3 separate regions of the Homo sapiens genome follow, and regions 1 and 3 are each linked to region 2. A link is a contact called in ENCODE Hi-C data. All regions are on one chromosome and are shown on one strand. The core of a region is the stretch at or near the end of the contact, and the rest is flanking DNA. Distances in the headings are between cores, read along the strand shown.

What was found. Hi-C counts contacts between places; a loop is a spot of excess contacts on that map. Pooled maps may share reads with other maps.
Region 1: a map with no recorded cell type shows a loop between it and region 2 (5-fold over the local background). The contact joins the promoter of B4GALT7 here to the promoter of MGAT1 in region 2. A Hi-C loop is called at or near these places in 2 of 37 single-sample maps with no recorded cell type and 7 of 50 pooled maps.
Region 3: a map of ascending aorta shows a loop between it and region 2 (12-fold over the local background). The contact joins the promoter of TSPAN17 here to the promoter of MGAT1 in region 2. A Hi-C loop is called at or near these places in 2 of 168 maps with a recorded cell type or tissue (CD8-positive, alpha-beta T cell and ascending aorta) and 11 of 50 pooled maps.

The regions. Positions count from the first base shown.
Region 1 is chr5:177,598,728-177,602,316 of GRCh38, reverse strand. B4GALT7 (beta-1,4-galactosyltransferase 7) reads right to left here and starts at 2,185. Exons shown (of 6, transcript NM_007255.3): 1 at 2,057-2,185. The coding sequence starts at 2,106. RefSeq lists a silencer at 1,833-2,372 and enhancers at 2,553-2,732, 2,933-3,032.
Region 2 is chr5:180,800,166-180,804,126 of GRCh38, reverse strand. MGAT1 (alpha-1,3-mannosyl-glycoprotein 2-beta-N-acetylglucosaminyltransferase) reads left to right here and starts at 1,321. Exons shown (of 2, transcript NM_002406.4): 1 at 1,321-1,447. RefSeq lists enhancers at 342-451, 595-1,301, 1,302-2,009 and silencers at 822-871, 882-961, 1,132-1,491.
Region 3 is chr5:176,645,565-176,649,682 of GRCh38, reverse strand. It overlaps TSPAN17 (tetraspanin 17), which reads right to left and starts at 2,199. Exons shown (of 9, transcript NM_130465.5): 1 at 1,981-2,199. The coding sequence starts at 2,067. EIF4E1B (eukaryotic translation initiation factor 4E family member 1B) reads right to left here. Exons shown (of 9, transcript NM_001099408.2): 9 at 3,039-3,817. The coding sequence ends at 3,703. RefSeq lists enhancers at 70-939, 3,301-3,595, 3,866-4,118 and a silencer at 1,968-2,627.

The DNA of each region.
Region 1 (3,589 bases), core at 936-3,435, 3.2 Mb after region 2:
CAACTCCTCCCTTTTTCTAGAGAGACCGCCAACCTGGAAGCCAGTAGCCTTGCAGCCAGGCCCAGGTTCCACACGCAGCTGAGAGGTGGCCTGGTAGGAAACCCCCCAGGGCTTCTGACTTACCCCCCATTATCCTGTGGTGGTGGATTCAGCTGGGGAGGAGCACAGCCCAGTCCTGAGAGTGGTCTGGGAAGGCTGGAACCTCTACAGATTCTCCCTTGCCCTCTGGGCTTTTTCTGGGGACAGGGTAGAGACTGGAGAGATGGATATGGGGTGATATCCCACCTTCATGAAAAGAAGCAGTGACTATTATCCAGGGGAACGGCGTGGACTGGGTACTCCGAGCACGTCCACACGCTAATTCCCTCGGCCCTGCTCCCCTCTCCTATGAGGACCACATCCCCATGGGCATCATCCTGTGCTCTAAGAGCACAAACCGCAGAGCAACTGGATTGAACCCAGAGTCCCAATTCCTCAGGACAGTGGACACCGAGAACAATTGTTCCTGGTGCCACCAGGTGGCAAACCAGATTTGCAGTCCCAGTGGCTCCCAGGCCCAGGCCACCCTGGCTCTGAGGGGCAGTCCAGAAGAGGCTTTGTCTCCCTCATCAATCACTGCCCAAGACTAGTAAAAGGCGGATTCAAACCCAGGCAGGCTGGCTCCAGAGCCTACACTAGATAGCTACACTAGCCTGCATCAGTTGCGTGGATCTTTGCACCAACCCTGTGTCAAAAGCACAGAATTGACATCAGTAAATTTCTCTGGAAACAGCTATGGAAAAGGATCAGGAAATAGAAATGCTCCTCTGTTACCTTTCCTTTCTTGTCTCATACAGACCTTCGTACTACGAGGTTTGAATCCTCAGCTGCTCTGGTTACAGGACCTCAAAACTGCAAAGGTAACGGGAAGACAACTGGCACCTCCTGTTGTGCTAGGCAGTGCCATGCTCTTTACATGTGTGCGGTCCTTTAATCCTCACACAGCCCTGCAGAGCCAATACTGTCATAACTGGCTCAGTGACGGAAAGGCTGCGGTCGGACAGATGCAGGGGTCTCTGCTCACATAATTACGGAGGACTCCTGCCCAGGTCGAACGCTAGTCCACGCTTTCTATTATATTCCTGTTTTCCCCTTTCAACACCAAGTCTGAAAAATCCCCAAAAGTACAAGTTGTGGCCACTAAATTCCAGAATCTTATGGCACCTGACGGACTTAAGAAACATGAAGGAAATGAGGTGTCATTCACGAGGAGGAGATCCAGTCATGTGTTCTGTGAGAAGACTTACAGGGACACATCTCAAGTGCCCCACGAATGGAGGCAGTCAAATCGCTTTCCCCATTCTGCTTTAGTGAGAAACAAAATTAGCTAAGGTGTGGGCCAAGCTCGCATCTTTCACGTAGGGCCAATACAGCTGCACAGGAAATGGACTAATGCGTGTATAAGGAGTGTCTAGTACGTGCCAGGCAGTGACCAGCCAGGCAGAGCACGGAGCTTCTGTCTGGTGGGTTCTGCTGGTGGCCTGCGAAGGATGGGGGGAAGTGTTAAGGAGGAAGGGTAGGGTCTGAGGCTATATGGATGTGATGAGGAAGGCAGAGACCAGAGAAACGGAATACACGTCCTCAGGGATCAGAGACAAATTGAGAAACACAAATCCATGGTGAGAGGTCAGCGGAGTCAGAGACCCGCATGCAGATAGAGGGAGGCTGGTGGAGAAACACAGACACAACGAAACACATAACGAGAGAGACTAGCAAAGAGGGGATCAGAAACTCACAAAGGGAAGTCAATGGAGAAATACGGACCCACGGGCCGGGGGGAAGGTGCTGGGGGAAGGACGAGTGCCGCGGAAAGGGAGAGGGGGCGGGGGAGGCAGAGACCCACAGGGACAGACAGAAACCGGAACAGAGCGCCAGGGACCCACAGGGAGAACCACACGCCCTCACAGAAACCCGCAGACATGGAGACGTGATGGCCTCGGGTTCCCAGATTCCGCCGGCGGCCGAGAAGGGAGCGGCGCCCGGGAGGACGGGGCCCGGGCCCACCGCCGCCGCTCACCTGCCGTCCTCCCAGGGCAGCTGCGCCGCTTTCCTCCGCGAGGGGAACATCGTGCGGAGAGGCGGCGGCGCATGGGGCAGGCGCTCGCAGCCCGGCCGGCCCGGCCTCCCGGGCCTACGCGGCGCCTCCGCCTCCCGCTCCGCCCAGGCCTGTCCGCCCCGCCCCCCGGTCCGCCGGGTCCGCCGCTCCGGCCGCGCCGCCAGCTCCCGGAGCCGCCGCCTCCAAGGTTCTGCTTGCGAGCAGCGCGGGCGCGCCTCCCTCTCTGGGCGGCTCCTTCCTAGCCGCCCCGGGACCCGCCTGGAAGCCCGAGAAACTGAAGCCCAGAGGCCCAGGGCCTCCCAACAAATCACTGGGCTGGGACTGGACCTAAGAGTCCAGACTCCCAAACCAACGCTCGGGGAGAATCTGCATCTCCGTCCTCTTTCCGAGGGGAGGCGGGAGCGTCCCGGGGTCCCCGTCTCGGCCCAGGCGGCGCGTTCTCCGCGCAAGCTTGGAGGGGCAAAGCCAAGCTCACGGCTCGGCGCTGAGTTCAGCTGACAGCCCGCGCAGGCGTTAGGAGCCGAGCCCTGAAGACAAGTTGACTGAATTTGAAACCCGACTCTGCTTGCCGGGCGCGGTGGCTCACGCCTGTAATCCCAGCACTTTGGGAGGCCGAGGCGGGCGGATCACGAGGTCAGGAGAGCGAGACCATCCTGGCTAACACGGTGAAACCCCGTCTCTACTAAAAATACAAAAAATTAGCCGGGCGTGGTGGCGGGCGCCTGTTAGTCCCAGCTACTCGGGAGGCTGAGGCAGGAGCATGGTGTGAACCCAGGAGGCGGAGCTTGCAGTGAGTCGAGATCGCACCACTGCACTCCAGCCTGGGTGACAGGGCGAGACTCCGTCAAAAAAAAAAGAAAAGAAAAAGAAAAAGAAACTAGACTCTGCCAATTCAGCTGTGTTTTGACCAAGCCACATCTCTGCATCTGTTTCCTCACCTGGGTATATCAATGGCTCCTATTCTATATGGTAGCTGTGGGGATTCAAGGAGAAAGTGCAAACACTTGTGCAGCGCTAGGCACACAGTTCAACGCCATATAAATGACAGCTGTCATCCAGGAAAAGGGTACTTTGGTGGAGCTGAGAACTGAAGAAGGGAATAGGAGACTGAGTTCCCATATCTGCCCCGTCACCGTGGGAACTTAACCATCCCCCTCACCCCCAGCCCCCCCACCCCTCCTACTAGCCTCCTACCTGGGGAAAGAAAGCGGCAATTGTTAGACTTGACCTCCTCTGCTCTTCCAGGCAAACTTTTAAGTTTCCTAATAGATAGCAAACATCTATTAAGTTCTTATTATGTGCCAGTCATTGTTAATAGTTCTTACTACATGAGGGTTATCTCACGTAGTCCTTATCGGTAGGTGCTTATCCCCAAGTTAAAATTGAGAGAACTGAGGCACAGAGAGGCAAATCAGGTAGTTTGGTTGCAAATCTATGGGTTTGGGGTTTTTGTTTTGTTCTTCCCCACAATCTATGATCTTAATCACTCTGCTC
Region 2 (3,961 bases), core at 72-2,571:
ACCATGCCTGGTGACCCCTTAGCAGTTTTGATTTAGGTCCTCGCCTCCACGCAGGGGCCTGCGGGTGCGCGCGGCCCTTTGTTTCTCTAGAACCCTGCACGATTCGTGGTTTCATGTAGAAACAAGTTAGTGAGCAGTCAGTCAGTAACCACAGGCCGCAGAGTTCCGGGCTGCTCCGTGCTCTGGAACACGGGGGAGGGGTTGATGTCAGGGGCGTGGGTCCTGATCACATGGCAGCAGCCCTTCTTGGGGAAGTCAGCTACCCAGCAGCCTGTAGTCCTCGGCTACCCACCCTCACCGCCTGGGGTCCCATGGTGAGACAGCTGGGTGGGCATCAGGCTTCTGCAGAGGGCCAGGCCGGAGGGAGCTGGGCGAGGGAGTGGGGCTGGCTCCTGGCTTGCACCGGCCTCGTGGAATCCAGGCCTCAGACCTGATCGCTGGCGAAACTGGCTCTGTGCGCTGGAGCCCCTGGTCTTCTGCGTCTGTCCTCCTCCCGGCCAGACTTTACTCCTGGCTCAGCGACAGGTATTTGCTATGGAAGAGCTGTCCCTCCCTCCCCTCGGTGGGCCTGGGTCCACCTCCACCTCCTCTTCAGGTCCGCACCTTCCTCCCCTTTAAAACACCAGCCGGGCGCAGACCCGTTCTAGGCTTTTCCATGGTGCTTCCGCCAAAGCTTGTGACCGAGTCCTTCCCGCCTAGGGCTGGTGGGCCTCCCCTGCTGGTAGGTCTCTCTTCGCTTTCTTTACTCAGAACTGAAGCTCTCATTCCCCACCCACCAAGGAAAAACAAAAGGGAAGAAGCCACAGCTGGCCCCGGCTTGCTTTGGCACAGGTGTTTCCCCCCGGCCCCCCGTCGGGCACCCTGGTTCCTGTTCTGTCCCTGCCCCACGCGACCCTGGGGCTCCCACCCGGGCTCCTCAGCCTCCCCTGGGTTGGGGTGGGGGGACTGGCTCCCAGCCCTTGGCCTAGGGTTTGGTGAACGCCTTTCCTGGACTGCGGGCCCACTTCAGGCGCGGCTCCAGGCTGGGCAGCTGCGCTGGAGGGCCGAGGGCAGGGGTGGGGTCGGGCGTCCACCCTCAGGGTTGCGCCAGGGAGCCGGAAAGCCGACTCCCGAAGTTGGGGTCCTGGGAAAACTTGGGTCCTGGGTTGACTGAGAAGCGGCGGGGAAAGGAGGCGGGCCAGGAGGAGGGGGCCTGGCGGACGCCGGCCGGGGGGCGGGGCGCGGCGGGGCTGTCGGTCACGCCCCTCAGTCCGCCCCGCCCCGCCCCGCCTGCCGGGGAAGGGCCACGTTGCCCGCCCGGCCGTCCGGCCCCGGCGCGCCGCAGAAAGGGCTGGCGAGTCGAAAGGCGAGGCGGCCGCGGCAGCGCTTGGGACGCGCCTGGGCACCGGGCTCGCTCCCTGCGCCCCGGAGCAGGCCAAGTTCGGGGCCAGGACGTCGGGAGGACCTGGTGAGTAGGTGTCCGGGGACGGAGGTCAGACCGGGGGAGGCCTCGCGGGCGCCGAGAGGGAGCCCAAGGGACGTCGGGTCGCCCCAAAGCCCCGGTGCCCATGAGTGCTAGCGAGAGGGGGCTTGGCTGGGGAGCGGCCCGGTCCGACCCGGTGCCAGCTGCGCGTTAGTCCCTTCCCGAGCCGAGAGGTTGGAACTCCGCCTTCTGCTTTCGGAATCCCGGGCCTCCAGCTGTTAGAGGAAGGGCGGGCTCCGCGGACTGGGGAGGATGTTGTGAAACTCGGCCCCGGGCGTCCGTGCGTGCGGGGCAGGGAGGGGGTGGGATTGGGGAGTGGCCTTTCCCCCCTAACCTCACTCCAGCATCCTTTCCCCAAGTTAATAGAGGCTGATTCTCCTCAGCAGAAAGGAAATGTTGATTCAGTGTTGAAATATATATATAATAAGTTGGCAAGAAAACTTTTCTTCCTGTTTGCTAACGTGTGTGGAGTAGAGAGCCCCGGGACGTGCAGTGCCCGCGTCTGATAAACTCTGAAGTAGAGGGACTGTGGCTGGCCGGCTCCCTGAAGGCTGAAGCTTCACTTTGGTTAACCCTTGCTGCTGTAGTGGGTCTGCCGTTTTGTTTTAGAACATCACTGGCTGAGATGTTGCCCAGCTTTATTTTCAGTCATTTACGGTATTTTTTCAGGCCGTGTAGCCTTTGCTCTTACGTGCTCACATCATCCAGGATCTGCCTTCCATCAGCAATCACTGCGTCCTGGTCCTTCCCAATTCTGGGGACCATTGAGCTCACCCATTTCCCTGCTTCTGTGTCTCATTCTCACTGTTAGAAGCACTGCGGTATGCCTGACCTCAGTGGCCTGTGTTAACAAGGGAAACTCATTACTGTTCGGGGCAGTAGGGAAATTGTCACTGTCGTCAGTATCCAGGCAGTGGGACCTTGTGATGAACCAAATCAACCCTGTCACCTTATAGATGAGAGAACTAAGGTACAAGTGGGTCAAGTGACTTGTCCAAAGTTGCCTGGCTTGCTGGCTGGATCGCCTGAATCCCAGGCCTCATGCCTTTTGTGGCACTTGTATTTAGCTCTTCTTTTCCAGGATGAATAACCTGCATCCCTTCCCTCCTAGGTCTTATTCTCTCAACTCTTGAATTATTTAGTGTATCTTCTCTGACTACCTTTCTTTTTTTTCCGTCCTGAAATTATGGGCCTGGTACATGATACAGGAGTCCAGCCAAGGTCTAAGAACGAACATGAAAGCAGTTCAGTTAGAGTTCCATTACCTGTGACATGTCTATATTTTCTGGAATTTTTACGTAGTGCTTTTTAACTTTAAGCAAAGCAGAGATAGAAGGGAAAATCTGTTACCATTTCTTCCACTTCTGTACTTAATTTTACAGCTAAATATAACTTCTCGCTTATTGCTCATGATTGGAAGTTGACTATCTGGTGTTCACTTGCTATTTAAGAAACATTTTTTGCCAGATAAAGGAAATAGGCTGGAGAACACCATGGTATCAGAGTGTTAGAAAGGATCTCACAGCTCCTAGGCAGTCCTTCAAATGCTTCAGAAACTGAGTGAGCCCCATAGGGGCAGGTGGCGCCTACCCAGAGCCACCTCGGTTTTAGCTGAAGGGTTTTGTACTGAAAAGACTCACTTCTCATCTCCCACCATGGTGCAGATGTCTTTGTACCTGGTGGTGTGGATTGGCTGTGTCACCTCCCTAAAGGAGTTGTGAAAACTCTAGAAAGTCAAAGCCAGTTTTGAGTCTGTGCCTTGCATGCCAGTCTCATAAATGACATCATTAGGAACTCAGGTCAGGATTAAGGGCAGTTGTTCTATTTAAAAAGGAAGGTGTAGCAGATTGTATTTTCCCTCAAGGGCCTCACCCGTAAGTATCCCCTTCCACATGTAGTTATAGTTTGACATTGTCCACTTCCCACCTAGTGGTGGGGTTTATGATTCTCTCCCCTTGCATGTCAATAGGGACTTGTGGTTCCCTTGACCAGTGAGTAAGACAGACCTGATCCAAGGCTGAATCAGGAACAGGATACACTTTCACCTGGCTTGCCCGCTTTCTTGGAACACTCACCTTTGGAATGCAGCCACCACTTCCAGGACATTTCCAGGCCACATAGAGGGGTTCTAGTGAGCACTCCTGCTGATAAGGTCTCAGCTGCTGCCAACATCATCCTACAGACATGTGAGAGAATGTGAGAGCCTCTAGGGGCATCTGGCCCTCAGCTTTTGAGTCTTTCAGCAAGGCCTCAGGCATAGTGGAGCAGAGACACGTCATCTCCTCTGTGCTGCACTGTCCACATTTCTGACCAATAGAAACTGTGAGGAGTAAGTGATAACTATTGTTTTAAGCCACTAAATATCGAGGTAATTTATTATGCAGGAGTAGATACCTACTAAGGAAGGAGACATGAGTGGAGACAGGGCCTCAGTGTTTGGACTTGGAGCTGAGCACAGAGGGCAGGGAGGGCACTTGCCCTGCTTGTCAAGATTATCTA
Region 3 (4,118 bases), core at 950-3,449, 4.2 Mb after region 2:
GGCCAAGGCAGGTGGATCACCTGAGGTCAGGAGTTCGAGACCAGCCTGACCAACATGAAGAAACCCCATCTCTAGTAAAAATACAAAATTAGCCAGGCGTGGTGGCACACACCTATAGTCCCAGCTACTTGGGAGGCTGAGGCAGGAGAATCGCTTGAACCTGGGAGACGGAGGTTGCAGTGAACCGAGATCGTGCCATTGCACTCCAGCCTGGGCAACAAGAGCAAAACTCTGTCTCAAAAAAAAAAAAGAAAAAAGAAAAAAGGAAACCACAAGCAGTTTCCAAACAGAACAACACCAGGGTCTGCCTGACATTAAACATGAAAACCTCTGTGCCTGTTCCACAAGCAGCCTCCCTTAGGCCACCTTAACCCAAATCTGAAATCCTCCCTCCAGCCCCCAAGTGACCCAGCCCAGTCAATTCAGCCTCTTGACTTTCCCAGCAACCTCCCTCACCTTTCCCACCTCACCATCCCAGCTTTGCCCCAGCCCTGCCCCCATTCCAAACCTCCAGGCCCTGCCCCTCATCCACCCTCCACACAGCAGCCAGGCAAGCGGTCTCCAGAACAGAAGCCAGATCAGACCCATCACTGGAAGCCCTCGCTTCTCCATGCCACCTTAACATAACACCCCACGCTCCGCCCCAGCAACAAACCCGGGTCTCTCACGCCTGCTCCCCCTCGGTATTTGAGGTTACTTCTGCTCACAGCTCTGCCTCACCTCCACCCTCTGCCCACTAAGCCGTCACCTTGGCTCTGTACTTTCTGGCTGTGTGACCCTAGGTAAGTGACTTAATTTCTCTGTGTCTATTCCTTCAGTTTCCCCATCTGTAAAATGCAGATAATAAGGCAGTTGTGAGAATACAACAAATTGAACTCATTGTATCTGCCTAACAGCCCTCACAGGCAGATTCTTTATCGTCGTCTCCCAGGCAGGCAAGCTGAGGCCCGGAGAGGAGAGATGACTTGCCCAAGGTGTCCCAGCCAGGCCTGCTACAGCCAGGCCTTCTGACTTCTTTGCCAGTGCTCCCACACACTGCCCACACCCTCAAGAGCCTAGCGCTGCAGTGCAAGGACACCCACCACACCAGTGAGCTCGGTGACACGTGGGTGGGGGGCAGTGCCACTGAGTCTTGCTGAACACAAGGGAAAAGGCCTGGCATCTTGACCCAAGGCCTCAGGAGCAGAGACTGCAGAGGGCCACGGCTTTGGAGAGATGGGAAAAATGACCTGGCAGGGCCCAGGGGGACAGATGCCACCCTGGGAGGGGCACTAGTAGCTCCCTTCCCCGGTAGGGGCAGACCCGCCCAGGAGCCTCAGCTTGTCAGCTGTGGAATGTTGAATTCTGTTCCCCAAGGCCAGCTCCCAGGCTCTCAACCGGGGAGATCCTCTCCCAGCCGCCAAGGACTCGCCATTGTCCCTCCCTGCCCCTCCTGGCAGGTCAGCCTCCTTGTGCGGGACTGGGGTGGGCAGAGGACTGTGACCCACCCCACTCTGCAGGAGCCTAAGGTGAGGCACCTGACCCAGGTACTACTGGAAGGGAAAGGAGGCCGGGGAAGGGGCCTGGCGGCTCCCTTCACGCCAGAATCTCCTTACCGGCTAAACCAGGGGTGGGGCTTGGCACGCATCCCACATCCCAGGGTAGGAAGGAGGGCTGGGCGAGAGGGGGCAACCTGCACCTAGCACGCCCCTGGGGTCTTCAAGGAAACACCTTCCCTTTCTCCACCAGGCCTCGGGATTATTTAGGGAGACTCCCTACCCCAACCCCGACCCCACGCTGTCGCTAGGACCCGCCCCCAGCAATCCGGGCCTCTGTAGCTACCTCGGGTGGTCCTGGAAGTGGGCGTGGGTGTGGCAGAAGTGGGGGGATGGTCCCGAGCTCCAAACTCTTGGGGCAGGGAGTGGTCTCCCCCAGCAAAAGACTGAATCTCCCTCTCCCACCACCCCCCAGCACAGGGCAAGGCGCAGACCCCGCGCTCACCCAGAAGACAATGTTGAAGCCAAACAGGAAGTATTTCCCGCAGCAGCCGACCTCAGGTTCCTGGAAATGCTGGTGCTTGCCGGGCATGGTGAGCGGCCACCCGCCGGCCCGGAAACCGGAGCCGGGAGCCAGGCCCAGCGCCCCGCGGGCCGCCCTGGGCTAGAGCCGCCCGGGGCCTAGCCGGGCGGCTGCGGCTTCATGGCCTCGGCCACACAGAGCGCCGGTCGGGCCCCGCCCGCCCCTCAGGGACCGCCCTCAGCATCCAGACCTCCTTGCCCGGAGCCCTGCTGTCCCCGCCTCTGGACCGGGCCCCGCCCCCACAGCCCTCAGTCCCTTTGGAGTCCCGCCTCCTGACCTGGCTCCGCCCCCATAGATCAACTCAGTCCCGCCTGAGCCCCGCCTCTGGACCTGGCTCCGCTTCCCGAGCTCCGCCCCCACAGCCTGATTCGGACCTCCTCGCAGCCCCGCCTTCGGCCAGGCCCCGCCCCCGCGCAGGCCGCCGCCGCGTTTCCCAGCGTCCTGCAGACCCGCCCGGGACGCCGGCTGATGGCGCCGGAGGCCGCCGGGGTGTAGAAGCCTTGCTTCCCCTGCTGGGTACCAGCGCCATCCCAATCCCCAGCCTGCTGTTGGAGCCCATCCCAGGGGAAGGTTAACTGCTGCTCTGGCAGGCGAATGGGGAAGCTGGTCCGGATTGAGTTTTTAACACGTGCAGGACGTTTTGTCATTGTGGAGTCGCATCAGGCTCACCTTCACCCAGCGGAAATCCAGCTCTACTTATCCTGACTCAAACTCAGGCCAAACGAGGGCCTGGGCCTTGGTGCCACGCCGGCTGCGCCCTGCCAGGGGCATATGCCCCCCGGAACCTGGCTCAAGCCCCCTTGGTGGCTGAGTTTCCCCAGCCACACCCCCTGTCCTCCATACTGGCCAGGGTCCCGGTCAGGCTCCTTGGTACCCAGTGATCTCACATGAGCCCCTGTAAGACAGGACAGAGGCAGATCAAAGTTTGGGGGAACCTGAATCTTACTCCAGTTTGAAGCCCTCTTAAAAATAATTCCAACTTTGTTCAGAAGTATTTATTTAAAACAGGAACAGAAAGATGCTTAAGCTTTTATTATCAAGTTTATCCACTTCCACCACTTCTACCAGAACCTTGGTGAGGCCTAGCCCAGCATCCCTCCACCTCCACTTCAGTCTGGCCCTGAGGCAGGCAAGGCCCAGACAGCCCTGGTCACAGCTGGGGAGAAGGGGAGCGGCCTTGCAAGGCTCTCTCAGTCCTCAGCAACCCACGTATCCCTCTGTACAAATGATGGCGTTCACCCTCCAGAATGTCTGTGCCCTTGAGCCCACCACCCATGGAAGAGTCTGTCTCTCAGGCCACCTCACCTCCTTCCTGGGTGGAAACAGTAAACGCTGGACTATGGGTTTCTCCGCCTACCATAGAGCCCTCCTTCCCCGCCATGACTCACCCCACCCTCAGGAGTTTTTTCCACCCTGCTGCTGTCCTGTGGCCCCAGGACAAGCTAGGTCCTCAGACTGCCACCACTACCCCCATCTAGCCCCTAAGGCTCAGGCCCCAACTCATGTTAAAGAGTGTTTGCATTCCTGTTCACTTGAGGACAGGTAAGAACTAGGCTGTCTGATCCCCAGTCCCGCCCCATCCCCCAAAGTAATGAGGCTCAGTGGCGGCTGTCCCATTACATAGGAGGGGTGCCAAGGCCCCCCTCACACCACAAACTTGTTCTTGGCTAGGGAGTTGCTCTTGGTGGCTGTGTCTGCATGGGCCTGGTACCCAATGATGGTCTTTGGGGAGAGGCCCAGGCGCTCTTTGTATACACGCCTGCAGGTGCGGGGGACACAGAGGAAAAGAGACACAGGTAGTCATCAGAGGGTCCTAGAGATAACTTAGGCCACCAGACTCCTACCCTCATTCTGGCCACAGCCACACCTGTTGTGTCTTACCCATGTGGAAACCCAAAATATGACCCCCTTAATGCAAAAGGAGAGCTGCACTGCCGTAAGAGAAAGTTAGAAATCTGAACGCCAGACCTTCCATACAGGTGGGCAAGGCAGAAGGGAGGGAGGCTATGGAGACTTTCAGAGGTCTCCCATGCAGGCCAAGCCCCCTCCACCCACCTTCC